Regions from separate parts of the Homo sapiens genome. Here region 1 is linked to region 2. A link is a loop called in an ENCODE intact Hi-C map of the cell type or tissue named here. Cell type or tissue: tibial artery. All regions are shown on one strand. Links, peaks and the distances in the headings refer to the core of each region. The heading gives the core; the rest is flanking DNA. Region 1 overlaps ITGA9 (integrin subunit alpha 9). Region 2 overlaps ITGA9 (integrin subunit alpha 9).

What was found. A loop is a pair of places that touch in the nucleus more often than their neighbours do. Peaks named below come from ENCODE experiments on the same cell type or tissue, not always from the same donor. Only the 100,000 strongest peaks of a DNase experiment are listed, where the experiment ranks them.
Region 1: it touches region 2 in a loop (2.5-fold over the local background); 1 of 110 quality-filtered maps calls a loop at or near these places.

What each region holds. Positions count from the first base shown.
Region 1 is chr3:37,809,758-37,818,091 of GRCh38, forward strand. All of the region lies in intron 27 of ITGA9 (integrin subunit alpha 9), which reads left to right. All of the region lies in intron 3 of ITGA9-AS1 (ITGA9 antisense RNA 1), which reads right to left. Among named protein-coding and RNA genes, the nearest start is that of ITGA9-AS1, 48 kb to the right of the region's middle. In tibial artery, for the core only: a CTCF peak has its summit at 4,988 (motif pointing left); DNase peaks (open chromatin) are centred at 1,964 and 2,954; H3K27ac peaks cover 4,727 bases.
Region 2 is chr3:37,757,920-37,766,253 of GRCh38, forward strand. All of the region lies in intron 23 of ITGA9 (integrin subunit alpha 9), which reads left to right. All of the region lies in intron 3 of ITGA9-AS1 (ITGA9 antisense RNA 1), which reads right to left. Among named protein-coding and RNA genes, the nearest start is that of ITGA9-AS1, 100 kb to the right of the region's middle. RefSeq lists an enhancer at 6,589-8,334. In tibial artery, for the core only: a CTCF peak has its summit at 5,096; a DNase peak (open chromatin) is centred at 7,876; H3K27ac peaks cover 3,775 bases.

The DNA.
Region 1 (8,334 bases), core at 201-8,200, 52 kb after region 2:
ACAGACCTCTTGTTAACTCTGATTCCCATGTCTACAACCTAAGAATGATACATTATGTTTAGTGAATAGTGATTCGGTATCACACTGACAGTACGGTGCAGTAACCCAAAGACCTGTTAATTGATGGTCTAAACTCCAGCCTCATATTTGACTTATACGGGAGGTCTTAATGTTTCCGGCTTATTGCCATATTCCATATGTAATTTCCTCCATTCCTTTCAAGGGGAAAGCCACTGAGTGTTACCCAGCTGCCACTGCTGACCGGTTGCCCACTTCACTGAGGGCCTTTGAAGACAGCGGTTGGCGGGGACAGTGTTGAAGTCCTCTTCCCTTTACAGAACCGTGGCTCTTGAATGTCCTTCTAGAGTAGCTCTTGGCATTGCTACCTATGGTCATTTGCTGCTGCCTTGAGGTCCGGAGCCAAAAGTGGTTGTTCCCAAAAGTGTTGCATAAACGTGAATCGTGACATGGTACTGAAAGCTGAGCAGAGCAGCTGGCCATGCCGCCGCATTCACAGCACCACACAAGCCTGAAGGTCTGCATGCTTTATGCTTGCAAGATGGCCAGCACCTTCACTAGGCAAAGAGTAGTAGGTCCCTACTAGGTGGCAGGCCCTGGGCAAAGGGACAAAGATAAATAAACAACAGCCCTCACCTAGTCTGTTTCTTTTTTTTTTTTGACAGAGTCTCACTCTGTCACCCAGGCTGGAGTGCAGTGGTGCAGTCTTGGCTCACTGCAACCTCCGCCTCCCGGGTTCAAGCAATTCTCCTGCCTCAGCCTCCTGTGTAGCTAGGATTATAGGTGTGCGCCACCATGCCTGGCTAATTTTTGTATTTTTAGTAGAGACAGGGTTTCACCATATTGGCCAGGCTAGTCTTGAGCTCCTGGCCTCAAGTGATCCACCCACCTTGGCCTCCCAAACTACTAGGATTACAGGTGTGAGCCACCATGCCTGGCCTCAACAACAGAGCCCTCACCTAGTCTTGAAGACCTTTAGGAAAATCAGCTTCAGCAAAGCCCTGAAGGTGAGCAGGACTTGGCCTGTGCCACCAGCCCCTGGCCCCACCTACGCATGCACTGTGGTGCTACTGTTTACCTAAATCAGAAAGCCCTTATCGTGTCAGCAAGTGTCTTTTCCAGAGCTGAGCTCCAGGCTCCCTGCTGATGTGCTCAGCCAGACCAGCCCCTCATCTGCCTCTGACCCTGTGCAGCTCCTGGCGGCCTTCAAGAAAGCCCATCTGCTGGCATCTCAGGCATCTTCTCATGCTTGGCGGCAGCAGGCCCTGGCTCTGACACAAAATCCACAATGAGGGCCCCAAGCTAACCAGACCGCTCTTCAAATTCTGAAATGGATCCTAATCAGCTTTCCCAAAGCTGAGATGTTAGCAGACACTGGGAGCCATAATTTAAACTTTATGTGCGAGGATTACAGTAGCCAGCCAAACCACCATGCAGGAAGAAAACTTTGAAATATGAAATGCTTTTAAAGGAAGAAAAGTCCAAATGAGTCCCCTCTCCTTTCCTGCAGCTCCTGACTGGGTTGGAAGATGCCTGGGCCTGGCATCTCTTCAAGACAATCATAAAGGCCTGTTTAGGAGGAGAAAGTTAAATTGCTCAGAGGTGCAGGAGGGATAACAACTTTGTGTGTGACTGGCACCTTTAAGAAATACCTTCAGCTTATATAAGCCAGCCTGGTTTCTGTGGAAAGAATGAAGATGATGGGGTGTTTCTCCTTTTGAAGAAAGACACCCCCCTTCCCTTATTTAGGGCTCCAAGCTCTTCCCTCCCTGTCTTTCTCTCTGCTTCCCTCTCACCCTCCTCCCCTCCCCAGCTCTGTCCTTGTTTGTTTGCAGTTTGCCAAAACATACAGGCCACCACTCAGTGAAGGAGAGAGACCATATCCTCCCTCACTGCTGTCAACCAAGGACCCTCTCTCTCCCATTTGACCCTTTTGCAAACCGAGATGGTTTGGAGCAAAGGGAAGTGAGACTGCTTGGCCAGCCCTATGGCCATGTCTTCCCAGGAGGCCCAGGACCTACTTGCTCAAGTGGCAAAGAGACAGGCTGCAGAATGTGTTTGCCAGCCCTCTGAAAAGGGCTGCCTCAAACCCTCTATCAGCTGGGGCTGTTCCAAGAGCCTGCTGCTTTAGGACTGGCTTTGGGCTCATGGTTTTTATTTGAGAGCATTACTTCTGACCTAAGGCAGAAACACTTAGAAAACAAATCTGTGAAATGGCTCAGAGAATGTGTAAGGTTTGGCAACCCCTCCAGAGGTCACTGGGTTATCACCTTCCCTTCAAACTGGGCTGGGAGGGCATCCTTGCTTCTCCTCCAAAGAAAAAAAATGAACAGACACATGCCCATGTGCTTGCACACACACCCTTCACACTGCCTCAATTAGAACCATGTGCCAATGACATTCAGTGGGGGCTTGTTTATGCTTGGGAGTAAATATTGGGCTGATGTTGCACTGTCGACATCTCGAGACAGAGACATGCTATGTAAATAGTCAAGTAACTGAAGAGAACTATAAACATGAAGTCTTGAGTTAGTCCAAAAAAGGAATTTGTCCCAGGTCCTCAGAATCACTGTCTAGGAAGCAACCCAAAGGCCGCGGAGTGGGTAGGATCCCCCAAGAGACCAGATGTCATGGTGTTGTCCAGCTGGTCCCTCTCACCCTGCAGGGGGCTGGGGAGGAAGAGGCTGCTGCTGCAGGGTGGATACCCCAGAACTCAGTCAGGCCTCATGCCTCACGCAGCACCCATCTAAGTAAGGCTGTTTGGGGCAATCTGTTGTTTCCCTAGGAGTTTTCTGGTTGCTTTTGGATACATGGTTATATGAGAAAATTGTGTATGTCTGTTACGAGGGTTCAGGGAGCTGCTCTTTGGAGCTGCAGGACCAGCAGACACAAAAACCAGAAAGCACACTGTTCCTTCGGCTTCCAGCCAAGCAAAGCTTGGCTTGAGTCACCTCCTCTAGGGTTTCTATGTTTCTTCTGCTACAGATAGAACAGTTAACAGAGCCGCTTGCCCCTCAAATGGTGAAGCAAGCACTGGAAGGTTCCAGAAAAAATGCAGAAAAACATTGACTCCATTGGCTTGGAAGTGAGTGTGGGGCTGCTGGGCATCCAGCTTAGCCCATCATTAATCATTTCCCAGCACCTTCAGGGTGGGCTCAGCTGGCAACAAAAACAGAGATTTGCCCAGTGTTTCTCAAAGCTCTCCCCAAGGCACCCATGCGTGCTCACATGAGCGGGTGTGTATGTCTGAAGGAGGCCTACTTAACCTTGGGATGTGCTAATTTCCCAAGTGTAGGGGGACTTTGGGTCCTGGCAGTAATGGAATAGGTAGGACTGGCTATGAAGTACTATAGCAGGCTGAAGGGGCTCGTGGGTTTCCTGGCATGTGTATGAAGAGTTACAGATTTAGACCATGTATCTCTTAAGCAAAGGAACTACAGGTGCTCCTTGACTTATCATATTTTAAGTCAGAAATGCATTTAATACCCCAATAAACCCATCATAAAGTCAAAAAACTGTTAAGTCGAGGTATGGTAACTTGGGGATTATTTGTACTTGTTAGATCATCAAATTCAGAGTCACTATCTTTAGTTTAGTGTTTATCTTTAGTCTTTAGTTTTTATATTTTATCTTTAGCCATTATCTTTAGTTGAAGTCATTATCTTTACTTAAGGGGATGACAAAAACCTTGCTAAATTTAGTTTTTCACTTCCTCATTCCTGATTGACATTCTATTAGAAAATGTTAGCTAGGAAGACCTGTTCTTTATTTATTGACTTGCATTTATTGAGAACTGTTGGGAATAATATTGTGCCTCTAGGGCATTTAGAAGATAACATGCTTTTTTCTGGTTCTTGCAAATTACTTTCGGTGACTTGTTCTCATGGGTTGCTTATTTTGAGTTTTTATTTTTAGAGAACTGATATTTTTTCTGTTCTTGATGAGGTAATCAGGCAGTCTCTATGTTACATGAGTTAAGAGTCCTAGACTTACTTAGCAAGTCCTCAATTCTGACACTTATTATAAGACATCTGATCCAGAGCTGCATGTTCAACTCCATCAAGCCTTGCCTACTTTCCTCATCGGTAAAATTGACCTTAAAATCCCACAGTTCAAAAGACTATAAAAGTTAAATAAGTGAACATAACTGCATGTGTTTTGTGAATTCAAAGACCTCATAATCTTTTAAAATATTATTAAATTCTGTTTTATTTGTTTCTTTCAAAAATTAACAGATTTTTAAAAATTGAAAATTGAATTTTCAAAAAATTTCTCAAAAATCTTTGAGAAAAATTGAGATGGGACAAAGACTCTGTGCCTTGTTCCCCCTTAGTGTGAGTCCTGAGTACCCAGCTGTGTGGCCCACAGTCTAGAGCCTTGAATTCACTTTGGGGAAAACAGAAAAAGCTGTCATGATGTTTCAGGGCTGGAAGAGGTCTGAGAATCCCATTGATCTCTTAGGCAGAGACGAAGACACTATGGCTCGAAGCCAGAAAATAACCTTCCCAGGCTGGGCGCGGTGGCTCACACCTGTAATCCCAGCACTTTGGGAGGCCAAGGCAGGCGGATCATCTGAGGTCAGGAGTTCAAGATCAGCCTGGCCAACATGGTGAAACCCCATCTCTACCAAAATATAAAAATTAGCCAGGCCTGGTGGTGCAGACCTGTAATTCCAGCTACTTGGGAGGCTGAGGCAGGAGAATCGCTTGAACCCGAGAGGTGGAGGTTGCAGTGAGCCAAGATCGTGCCACTGCACTCCAGCCTGGCAACAGAGCGAGACTCCATCCCCCACCCCCCCAAAAAAGAAACAATATTAGTTTGACAGAGCCACCACTAGACTATAGGGTACCTTTGTGCAAACTATAATAGTAAATAGCACCGCTTCCTAAAGACTCTTTACTTCCATCTGTCAGAAAAAATTCAGAAAACTCTGATTTTATGAGAACAAGACACTCTACTGCCATCTGTTGGAAAACAGTTATAATAAACTTATACACATACATGATATCTGTGATGTGAGTGGTATCCCCCAGCCCCTTAAATGCAGTGTAGCACCTGCACTACTGTACCTACAACTCCCTAGCCATGAGAGTGCATTATGTTTTAAGAAATGGTCTTCAGACTCTAAAAAAAGGAAGACATACATCAGTGGTAGCTCTGATCTCCCATCCAAGAGATTACGCATAGGCTGTGTTAGGAACAGGACTGGAGACCCTGCAGTGTTAGAGTGGGGCATAGAGCTTGCAAGGCTGTTTCAGCCAGGGGTGGGTGGGGGTGATTTTCAGGCCTAATGCTGACACCACTCCACTGAGAGAAAGAAGCTTGCTTCCGGGTGCCTGCAAGAGATGACAGTGCCTTCACCTTGTTGTTAGCAAGAATTGCATACATAAAAACTTGAGCACATGAAAGCCACATGTAAGAGTGAGTTCAGGTGCTCTAAATCCTTTCCAGATTGTTAACACACTGTCTATGTCAAATCCTTACACTAGCATAGTGATGAGAAAGTGAGCCAGCTTTTGCTCTTAGAGATGAACAAGAGAAGTCTGGTTCAGGCCGGGCGCGGTGGCTCACGCCTGTAATCCCAGCGCTTTGGGAAGCCAAGGCAGGCGGATCACTTGATGTCAGGAGTTTGAGACCAGCCTGGCCAACAAGATGAAACCCCGTCTCTACTAAAAATATGAAAATTAGCTGGGCAGGGTGGTACACGCCTGCAGTCCCAGCTACTCGAGAGGCTGAGGCAGGAGAATCACTTGAACCTGGGAGGCAGAGGTTGCAGTGAGCCGAGATGGCGCCATTGCACTCCAGCCTGGGTGACAGAGTGAGACTCTGTCTCAAAAAAAAAAAAAAAAGTGAAAAGTCCAGTTCAGCAAGGCACACTAACTGATGCTGTTTAAATCTAGAGCCCTATCAGCTGTCTGTCTGATTCATTAAGTCAGCAAAAAAAATATTGAGTCTGTACCAGTTAACTTATGCTACTTGACAAACCACCCCAGTATTCAGCGGCTTAAAAGCAATATCCATCTATGCAGGTCACAGTTCTGTGGGTTGGCTATTTGGACTGAGCTCAGTGGGGCAGTTTGAGCTCAGCGAGACTTACATGTGCCTCTGCGGGCAGCTGGGAGTTGGCTAGTCTGGGAGGGCTTCAAAAAAAACTGGTCTCTTAGCAGGTTAGACATAGGCATTTGTGTGGAAGCAGGGCAGGGTTCTGAGAAAGTAATTGGAAGTGTGCACAGCCCCTTGGGGACTGTGTAACAGACACAACATCTCCTCCCTCTCATCCAATTGTCAAAGCTAGTCTCAGTGGAGAATCAAGGCTGGGAAAATAGACTCCACCTCACGATGGGAAGAGCTGGAGAGTCACATGGTAAAGGGTGTGGAGGGTATGTGGGCATCTTTGCAATTTATCGCTGGTACCAAGGACAGGTGAGATGCTGAGTACTGGGGATTGAAAGCACAAAGCCTGCCTTCAAAGAGTCCTAAGACAAATGCAGGAGATAATAAGGGGGCAGACTGTTAAGTTTCTGCTTGATAGTGCCATGGTAGGGAAATGTGACTTCTCTGGAATTACAACTGAGTGACCTGGGATTATTGACACATTACAACATCAGCAGCCAAAGGTATGTGCTAGAGAATCCTATTTCCCTGTTACATCCTTCCACAGTTTCATGATTACATTCTCCTTCATGGCATGTGACCAGCCACATCTGGCCATGTTTTCTTAGCCAACCACATCTTTATCGCAAAAGAATGACATTTCAAGCAGTAGCTTCTTAGATTTCCATTCAGTCTTGGTCCGTTTTTCTGGCCTTCTGTGGGTGTGCTGTGGGGATGATGTCTATGACTTTTTCTTAATTATCCAGAAAATTCTGGCCAAGCACCTTTTCTTGCAGAGGGGAGAAGGTGAAGAGGTTTCAGGAGAGAAAAGTATATGTGTGGGGGCGTCAGAACATGGCATTCTGATGAATGTGGTCTTATGCTGGGAAGAAACCTCCAGGGCTGAAATCACCAGGAACTCAATATCTGTTTACAAAACTGGCCTTGAGGATTGAAGCTCAGAACACAAGACTCTTGCCAGTTGTTCTAAGAAAGCTTCTGCTCTTTCCCAGTCATTCAAACTGCACCACCTTATCGACTTCCCCTCACGGTGAATGCTCAGGATCTCCTTGGCAACGTGGGTGAAGATACCTGCTGGCTCTCTTGACAGTTCTCGTCTTTGGCTTGGCCAATAAACCCCCTTTAGGGAAGTAGAAAGATGGTGGCAACAGACAGCTCCTCAGCTCCACCTGCCTTCCCTTCTTCAGGGGAGCTTATGACCATCAGGGTGGCTGTGATGCTTCCCTGGATGTTTGGCTCACAGTGAAGAAGCATGAGGACAAATACACAGACAACAAAAACATTTGATGTGCCCATGACAGCTGGGTTTGCTTCACGATTTGTGTAGGACACGTCTTATATGTGCATGCACTGTTGGCAGCAGACTGCAGAGAGTCTTAAGGGTTTTCCAGTATGACTTGGGAATTGCAAGCTGATGATACCATGGTACCACAACCTGCAGTGTGGCAAGCCTACCAGCACCAGGTCAAGTGTGTGTCTCTGTTTGATTTCCTCTATTCAAGGGGATTGAAACAATGATTTGAGGGCAAGTCATTTATTTGGAAGGTGATCTCAGGAAAAACTGTTGGAGAGCAGGGAAGGAAGCCAATAAAAGATTTGTCATCAAGCTGGTTACCTCTGCAGGCAAGCTCCATGGGGAAACTGGTAGAACGTACACCTCAGGGTTATCCCACCCAAGGAGAGAGGGAGCTGGGGTATTTGTACACCCGATACAGTCAGCCTTGTTTAAAGGAAGATGCAGAGAGGAATGTCTGACCTCATAAACAGAGCCCACCAATGTTAGTGAGCCAAGGACGAGAGATGCCGAGTCTCTCAGAGCATGGGAGGAAAGGTAAGCTTTGGGCTACAAACGTTGCTTCACTGTTTGGTGGTGATGACTATGTGAGAAAAACTAGACACTTGTCTTACCATATGTGAAAAGTTGTAAGACCAAATGTAACATCAAAGGGCAGGGTCTTTTCAGAACTAAGCTAGAGGAAATTGCCATCCTGGGTCAGGATGAAACGCCCGTTCTAAGTGAGAATGTGCTGCTGACTGTGGTGCACAGACAGCACAAATTCCATGGGTTTGAGAGAAAGATGTAAATGACAGCAAGGTAGAATGCAGACCTGCAGACGCTTTAAACAGCCTCTCACGTGAGAGCAGTATTTATTAAATTATTCCACAGATGGCTAAGATCTCTCAAGATACTAGGTTTATCAA
Region 2 (8,334 bases), core at 158-8,157:
AACATAGCCCTGGTACAGAAACCAGAAATGGAGAGCGGGCACACTCACGCAAAAATAGGAAGCAGTGAGCCAAACTCACTTTGAAAACAGATACAAAAGTTCTAAATAAATTGCAAATTGAGGGCCGGGCGCGGTGGCTCACGCCTGTAATCCCAGCACTTTGGGAGGCCGAGGCGGGTGGATCATGAGGTCAGGAGATCGAGACCATCCTGGCTAACAAGGTGAAACCCCGTCTCTACTAAAAATACAAAAAATTAGCCGGGCGCGGTGGCGGGCGCCTGTAGTCCCAGATACTCGGGAGGCTGAGGCAGGAGAATGGCGTGAACCCGGGAAGCGGAGCTTGCAGTGAGCCGAGATTGCGCCACTGCAGTCCGCAGTCCGGCCTGGGCGACAGAGCGAGACTCCGTCTCAAAAAAAAAAAAAAAAAAAAAAAATTGCAAATTGATTCCTATTAGAAGAATAATATAGTCTGGGTAAAACAGGATGTAATCCAGGAATGCTAAGTTGGTTCTCCATGAGGAAACTGATTAATATAACTCATTATATATTATTATTAATAATAAAAGGATTAAATGAAAAATAACCAAATGATAATCTTGATAAGGGTTTCTAAAAAGTTAAAAATTAAATTCAACATTTATTTATGATATTTTATTACATTTCCAGTAAGGAAAGCATAGAAGACTTCCTCAACTTGACAAAGACCCTTTGCCAGAAACCTATAGGAAACTTCAAGCTAAGTGAGGAACAGGCATGAGTCCCTGCTAGTGTCTCTTCAGTTTAGTTGTGTTGGAGGCCTTAACAATAAAAAGAAATGATAGCCTTTATTCTTAAAAAAAAAAGTATCCTATTGTAAAAATTGTTATTGTCTCCCTAAAAAAATCCAAGAGAATCAACTGATTGGCCCTGAGGACTTGTGAATACAGAAGGTAAGAGCTGAAGCTGACTGTAAACTGCCTGATCTTCAAATGCTTTCCCCAGAGACACACACAGACCCACCAACTGAGGGTGAAAACCTTCCTAGATCAAGATGTTTACATACAGCCTCTGACCAGTCACTGGCTGATCACTAAGCTGTGCTGATCCAGGACAGCCCCTACAAAACCAGGCTTAAAAATAAAAACAAGTGATAAATATATATATACATATATATATACCCACACACACACACACACACACACATATACCCACATACATATATATGCATACATGCAATATATATTTTGCCAGCAGAAACATCAGAGGCTGCACACTCCAGGAAAAACAGACTCCAGAGACTATGTCTAGGCAAGTCACTAAACAAACAAAACAAAAAAAAAGTAACAACTACCCCTCAATGGGAGGGGTAAGAATCCAGAATTGCTACAATATATTATCTAAAATGTCCAATTTAAATACACACAGACACTGTATATATCATATATATTTCTCATGTGCTATACAGGAAGAAAAAAACAGTTAATAAAAACTGAGGAACCCAGATGTTGGATTTAACAAAGACTTCAAAGCAGCTATTACAAATGTTTAAAGAACTAAAATCAGTTTAAATAAAGTATGACAGCAATGATTCATCAAATAAAGAATATCAGTAATAATATTGATGAATAAATTAAAATAAGTGGAAATTAAATAAATGAATAATAAAATAGATGGAAATTATAAGAACCAAGGGGAAATTCTGGAATTGAAAGTAAAACATGGGCTGAGCATGGTGGCTCATGCCTGTAATCCCAGCACTTTGGGAGGCTGAGTTGGGCATATCACCTGAGGTCAGGAGTTGGAGACCAGCCAGGCCAACATGGTGAAACCCTGTCTGTACTAAAAATACACAAAAATTAGCCAGGTGTCGTGGGCAGGTGCCTGTAATCCCAGCTACTCGGGAGGCTGAGGCAGGAGAATCGCTTGAACCCGGGAAGCAGAGATTGCAGTAAGCCGAGATGTGCCACTGCACTCCAGCCTGAATGACAGAGCAAGACTCCATCTCAAAAAAAAAACAACAAATAAATAAAAGAAAGTTAAACACCTGACTGGGCACGGTGGCTCATGCCTGTAATCCCAGCACTTTGGGAGGCTGAGGCGGGTGTGAGGTTAGGAGTTCAAGACCAGCCTGGCCAACATGGTGAAACCCCATCTCTACCAAAAATACAAAAAATTAGCTGGGAGTGGTGGCAGATGCCTGTAATCCCAGCTACTCAGGAGGCCGAGGCAGGAGAGTCGTCTGTAATCTCAGCTACTCAGGAGGCTGAGGCAGGAGAATTGCTTGAACCCAGGAGGCGGAGGTTGCGGTGAGCCGAGATCACACCACTGCACTTCAGCCTGGGCAAAAGAGTGAGACTCTGTCTCAATTTAATTAAAAAAAAAAAAAGCAAAACACCTGAAATGAACAATTCATTAGAGGGGCTCAATAGCATATTTGAGCTGACACAGAATCAGTGAACTTGAAGCTGGATTACAGTACAGATTTTCCAATCTGAAGAACAGAAGGAAAAAAGAATAAAACACAAGCAAAATGGTTGAAGCCCCAGAGGCCTTTGGTGTGCTTTGTGGGACACCACAAAGTTTATCAAGATATACACAATTGGAGTTGCAGAGAAAGACGATAGAGAAAAGAGGGCAGAAAAAAAAATTTGATGAAATATCGTTCCAAAACAGTGGCAGTGTATAAACTCTTCAATAAATGATATGAAGACAATTGGCTATCCATTTGGGAAGACATTAGAGAAAGCCTGTACCTCACAGAAAAAAACAAACAAACAAAAAACAGGTGAATTAAAGTTAGATGTTAAAAAAAATATTTGCAGAACTGAATATTTTCATAATCTTTAGATGGGAAGCTCTTCTTCCTAAGCAAGCCATAAAATCCTGAAACCATAAAGAAAAAATTAACAAATTTAAACCTATAAAAATGTTAAACTTTTATGTGATCAAAATACATCATAAGGGAAAAGATATTTGGGAGAACATATTTGCAACATGGGTAACAAATAGATAATATATAAATTACTTCTACAAAATAATGCAGAAAAGACCAAAAATTATAAAAATGGTTGAAGTTATATGAACAGGAAATTCACAAAAGAAGAAATTTTAGGGGCTGGGTGTGGTGGCTCATGCCTGTCATCCCAGCACTTTGGGAGGCTGAAGCAGGAGGATCACTTGAGGCCAGGAGTTCAAAAAGAAATTTTAATAGCAAATAAACATATAGAAAGATGCCTAGCCTCACTGGTAATCAGAGCAATGCAAACTTAAAATGAGGTTTTTCTCCTCATTAAACTGGCAAAAATCTAAAAAATTGTTAAGATCCATTGTTGGTTAAGATGAAGAGAAATGAGCACTTTCAAATACTGCTGGTATGAAAGGCAATTTGACAATAACTACCAAAATTTAAAATATGAATATCAACAATTCCACTTTTAGGAACCTGTCTCAAAATTTTCACATAATATATCCAGGAGAAACTTCTAATTTTCTGATAGTAGGTGTATATTATCAGGGTTCTCAGCATAAATGTTGACTTCTATTTTGGTGAAGCAGAATATAACTTTAATAATGCTCCCTTAGGATTCTGAGAGAAAGTTGTTAGATTCAGACCAAAAAGTATGAAATCTTACTAACTTATTACAGATAGGTATAGTGCAGAGATACTGTATCAAGTACTTTACAAGAACAAATTAATCTAATCTTCATAATAATTTCTTAAGGAAATTGAGGCAAGGAAGAGTTAGAGGGAAGGCCAAGGTAAATTGGTAAGTGGCTAAGTTGACGTTCACTCTTAACAGTGGGGTTCACTGTGAAATAGGAGTTCAGCAGGACTTGTTTCTCAAGACGCAGGTCACAGAGACCCCGCTGATAAAGCAGGATGTGGTAAAGAAGCCAGCTGAAGACAGCCAGAATCAAGATGGTGACACTAATGATAATTCACCAGCACCATGACAATTTACAGATGCCATGGCAACTCCTAGAAGTTACTCTGTATGCTCTAAAAACAGAAGGAACCCTGGGTTCTGAGAATTCGCAGCCCCTCTCCTGTAAAACTCATGAATAATCCACTCCTTTTTTAGCATTTAATCAAGAAATAACCATTAAAATAGGCAAGCAGCAGCCCTTGGGGCTGTGTTACCTATGGGGTAACCACCTTTTATTTCTTTACTTTCTTAATAAACTTGCTTTCACTTTACTCTCTGGGCTTCCTCTTGAATTCTTTCCTTTAGGAAGCCAAAACCCACCGGCCCTCCCAGGCCAAACCCCAATTTGGGGGTTCATCCTGCCACAACTGTACAGTGTGGGGTCAAGGGGAACCCTTGGTCTTTTTCACTGAAAAATCAACTCAGAAAAGGCAGATTAATAGGAGAAAAGGCACACAGATTTATTTAACTTGTATACAGGGGAGGCTTCAGAATGAAGACCCAATCCCCTGGTAAGGTACAGAAGCTTATATACCATCTTGAGGTTATAGAAAGAATGCAGGCTCAGAGCATGACCACAACCAGGTTTTAATGGCAAGACATGTCATGGGGGAGAGAAAGAAGGAGGCTTGGCTAGCAAAGGTGGCATTGTTATGTAGATGAAGCCTTCCAGGTCATAACTCCTAGAGAGAATAGATGGTGAATTTCTTTTCAGACTTGTAAAGGTGTCAGACTCAATCTGTCCTAGATCTGGGAAAGGCCTGGAAAGAGAAGGGCTGGCTGCATTCAAGGAGATTCTCTACAGGTGCAAAATTTCCCCACAAGAGACAGTTTTGCAAGGCCACTTCTGTCTGCTGGCCCAGCAGCAGCCATTTCAAACGATGTCAAAGAAATCTATTTTGGGATAAAACATTTTGATTTCCTTTAGCCACTTGCAGGGTCTTGCGCCATCCTTTTGTCTGGGTGCGTAGCTGTCCAGCAGCTCTAGCACTACCTGGAAGTTGAGGCATGGTCATGCAGAACTAAGGCCCCACCCAGGCCTGCTGAGTCAGAGCCTTCACTTCAGCAAGATCCCCAGGGATTCCTTTGTCTGTTCATATTTAAGAAGCCCTGGTCTAAAGCATGAGACTTAAATCTCTGCTCTCCCATTTTCTTATCTGTAAAATGGTGATGACAGTCCTCACCACAAGAGGCTGTTGTGGGGATATTTTTATACACATGTTCATTCTTTCAACAAATACTTTGCGCCCAGCATATGCTAAGCACCTAGTGCAGAGAGGAAAACAGACAAAAAGTAATTTCCAGCCATCATGTAGCTTACATTCTGGTGGGGAAAGAGTAATAAGTAAAGCATATAGTTTATTACATGATGGTAAATGCTCTGGAGAAAAATTTAAAAAGCAAGAGGATAGGGATTGGGAAAGGCTGTAATTTTAAACGGAGTGGTCAGGGACAGTTTCACGGAGACCTTTATTCAGAAGTTGCAGGGACCAAAGCTATCTTACGGGAGTTTGCAATGAGAATTTCTTTGCCCATGGAGTCCTTGCCAAGTCTATGTCTTTTCTGAGAATTCTCTCCCCCTTGATTTCAGCCCTGTTTGATTTCTGACCTTTGAAATGCCAGCCCCCATGCTGCCGTTGTGTGGGGTTCCGACTGGACATCCAGAAGTCTCCGTGTGTGTTCTCATTAGCTTTCACTCTGGGGGAGTTTTCTGCCACAATGTGAATCACTTATTTTGCTGGCAGCAGCAGTTGACAGTGACACTGATTTTTAAAGCCTGCACATTTCACATCAGAAAAGTCCTGGATTTTATGACTTAGCTATGCTTAGAGGATAATTGCAACAAGAAGTCTCCCCTGCAGCCAGCTTATTGGAGCTGAGACTTGTATAAGAGCCAGACCTGGCACTTTAAACAGCCCAGCAAATAACCCAAAACAAAAATGAACAATGCACATTTTTATCTATGCTGCTCTTCCCCATCATGAACACATGCTTCTTTTTTTCCTCGCCTTCACCCTCAATTTTTTTTGTGGAAATTCAATGGTTGACTGTACCAAGCCAGCTCTCTGGGTGAGAGGTTCCTTCTAACAAGGATTAGAAACCCCTCTCATGTAGGAAGAGGTGGATTTGGGGGATTATATGATCCAACCCTCTACCTTTGGACAGAATACAATCGAGATGTCTCCCCAGTACACAGAACTGCTTTTCCAGCAAGTTCTCTTTGTTAAGCCATTCTGGTATCCCTCAAATCCCTTGTTATGACTATCCACAATTCTCCATGCCCCATGACCCTTTCTTAGCTAAAATGAAAAATAATTGCCTAGTTCCCTCATGTAGAGAAGTTGAGCTATTACCTTGACTTCCCCCTTCTCTTCCAAAAAAGATTACAATTCCTTTAATTTTCTTTCCCATCCTAGGGTGTCCTCTTTGCTCTCTCCATATTCTCCAAATAAAAATTCAAAACTGAGCAGCAAATCCTGTGCCTCTTCATCCAACCCCTCCTCATCATGAATCATTATCACTCAGGAAGTAAGGACCTGGTTTACTATCTGAGAACTTTAGTCCTAATAATTTCTCTACACCAACTTCTAGTCCTAATAATTTATCCGTATAATGCTCAGAAACACTCCGAGATTCTCAGTAAAAAAAAAAAAAAAAAAAAAAAAATCAAGGAAATCTTAATGGCCAAAGCCATAGGTCCAAAACCCGGCGTTCCCTCCCACCCAACTTTCCAGGCCATTTTCTCCAATAGCCCCTCATCCCTGACCTTGTCTTCCAGCCTCCCTGGACCATGAATGCTGCTGAAGGCTCTCACTTTGTACTTCCCTGGGCCCCCTGCCCTTGCTAGTGACTTCTCCTCCCCTCTGGCTGTGGAAAGCTACTCATTCTTCAAGACCCAGTTCATATGTCCTCTCTGTCAAGGCTTCCCAGATGCCTTCACAGATGGCCCTGCCTCAGGGCCTTTGCACCTGCCTTTGCTGAGAACACTGTTCCCTCCAATCTTTGCATAGCTGGCTCCTTCTTATTATGCAGATCTGAGCCCAGAGTTCACTTTCTCAATAAGTCTTCCCTGAACACTTTACCTAAAGTTGCAAACCCCCATTACTCTCTATCTCATTTGTATGTTGTTTTCTTCATAGCACTTGTCACTATGTGAAATTACTCTCTTATCATCAGTCTTCTTCCACCAGATTAAAAACACCATGAGAGTAAAGGGCAAGGTCCTTATTTTCTGTGTATTTGCAGCATTTGGTGCCGAGACCATAGTGAGTGGTGAGACAAATGAAAGAAATGGCTGCTTCCACTCTGTTAGTGGCATCCTCAGACACACAGTCACCCCTTGTATCTCCTGGGGATTGGCTCCAGGACATCCCCCCATCTCTACTTGAGATCGCCCAGTAGGAATATTTTGAACAAATTCCTTTAACCCATGGCAGAGGTTGCCTTAATTTCAATGTGAGAATAAGAAGGTGAAATTTTGAAATAAGAGATTGAATTACTTATCAGAAACGAAAGCTTCTTAGAGCAAATTTAAACTCTACAAACTTTGGTCAGGGATTTGAACACATATTTCCTTCCCCCTCAGTTTCTCTCACACAGACACTGCTGATCTCAGTAATGGCCCTAAACTTTCTTTTCTTTTTCTTTTGCATTTTCTTCTTTCTGCACATGTATGAATGCAAGCTGAATAGTCAAGTTCCTGAAATGGGTCAGGATTAGGTTTGCCTTAAATCTTTTTCTCAACAGAAGCCAAACACTTAAAAGAAGGGAGATGGCTGATTGAATTCTGGAACAAAAGTTACATTCCTAGGCTCTTGGTTAATTTGAGCTTGGCTAGAGGGAGAAAGCGTGTGTGTTTCTGTGCACAAGTTACACTCAACACACACCCTCTGGAAGGTGGGGGTAAGCTTCAGTCCCGGCTGTCCGTACAGAGTGTGGTTCAGAGGCTGCCCTTTAACCTGTGTGGCCAGAGAGAATAAATCAAGCCAGCAGTGCTGTCTCCCTGCTGACTGAAGGCGCCCGGCCTTATCAAGGAGCCCAAATGTCTTGTGCTCACAGCTGCTGTGACATCTGGAAGCATTAACACTTTGTTGCCAGCATGTAGGCTAGTTGAATGCCGATGCGTAGGTGCCTGGTGTTTTCTGGTCTGCTACATGAATAGGCGTCAAAAGTTGGTGGTGAGGAGTTTGCTTACGTTCATTCCTTAAAAGCAACATGACACAGAGCCTTGCCATGGCAGGGGTGATGGGTTGTTACCAAAGTCGATAACAGGAAATCTCACTGAGGATAAACAGGGCTCATCGGCCATTGCCGAGAAACACATGGTTCTCATTTAACCTGCCAAGGACTAATTGTGTATGCTTCGGAAGCGCAAAAACAGGAAAACGCTTTTCTGACATACACCCCAAGTTTCTTCAGACCAAAAAGA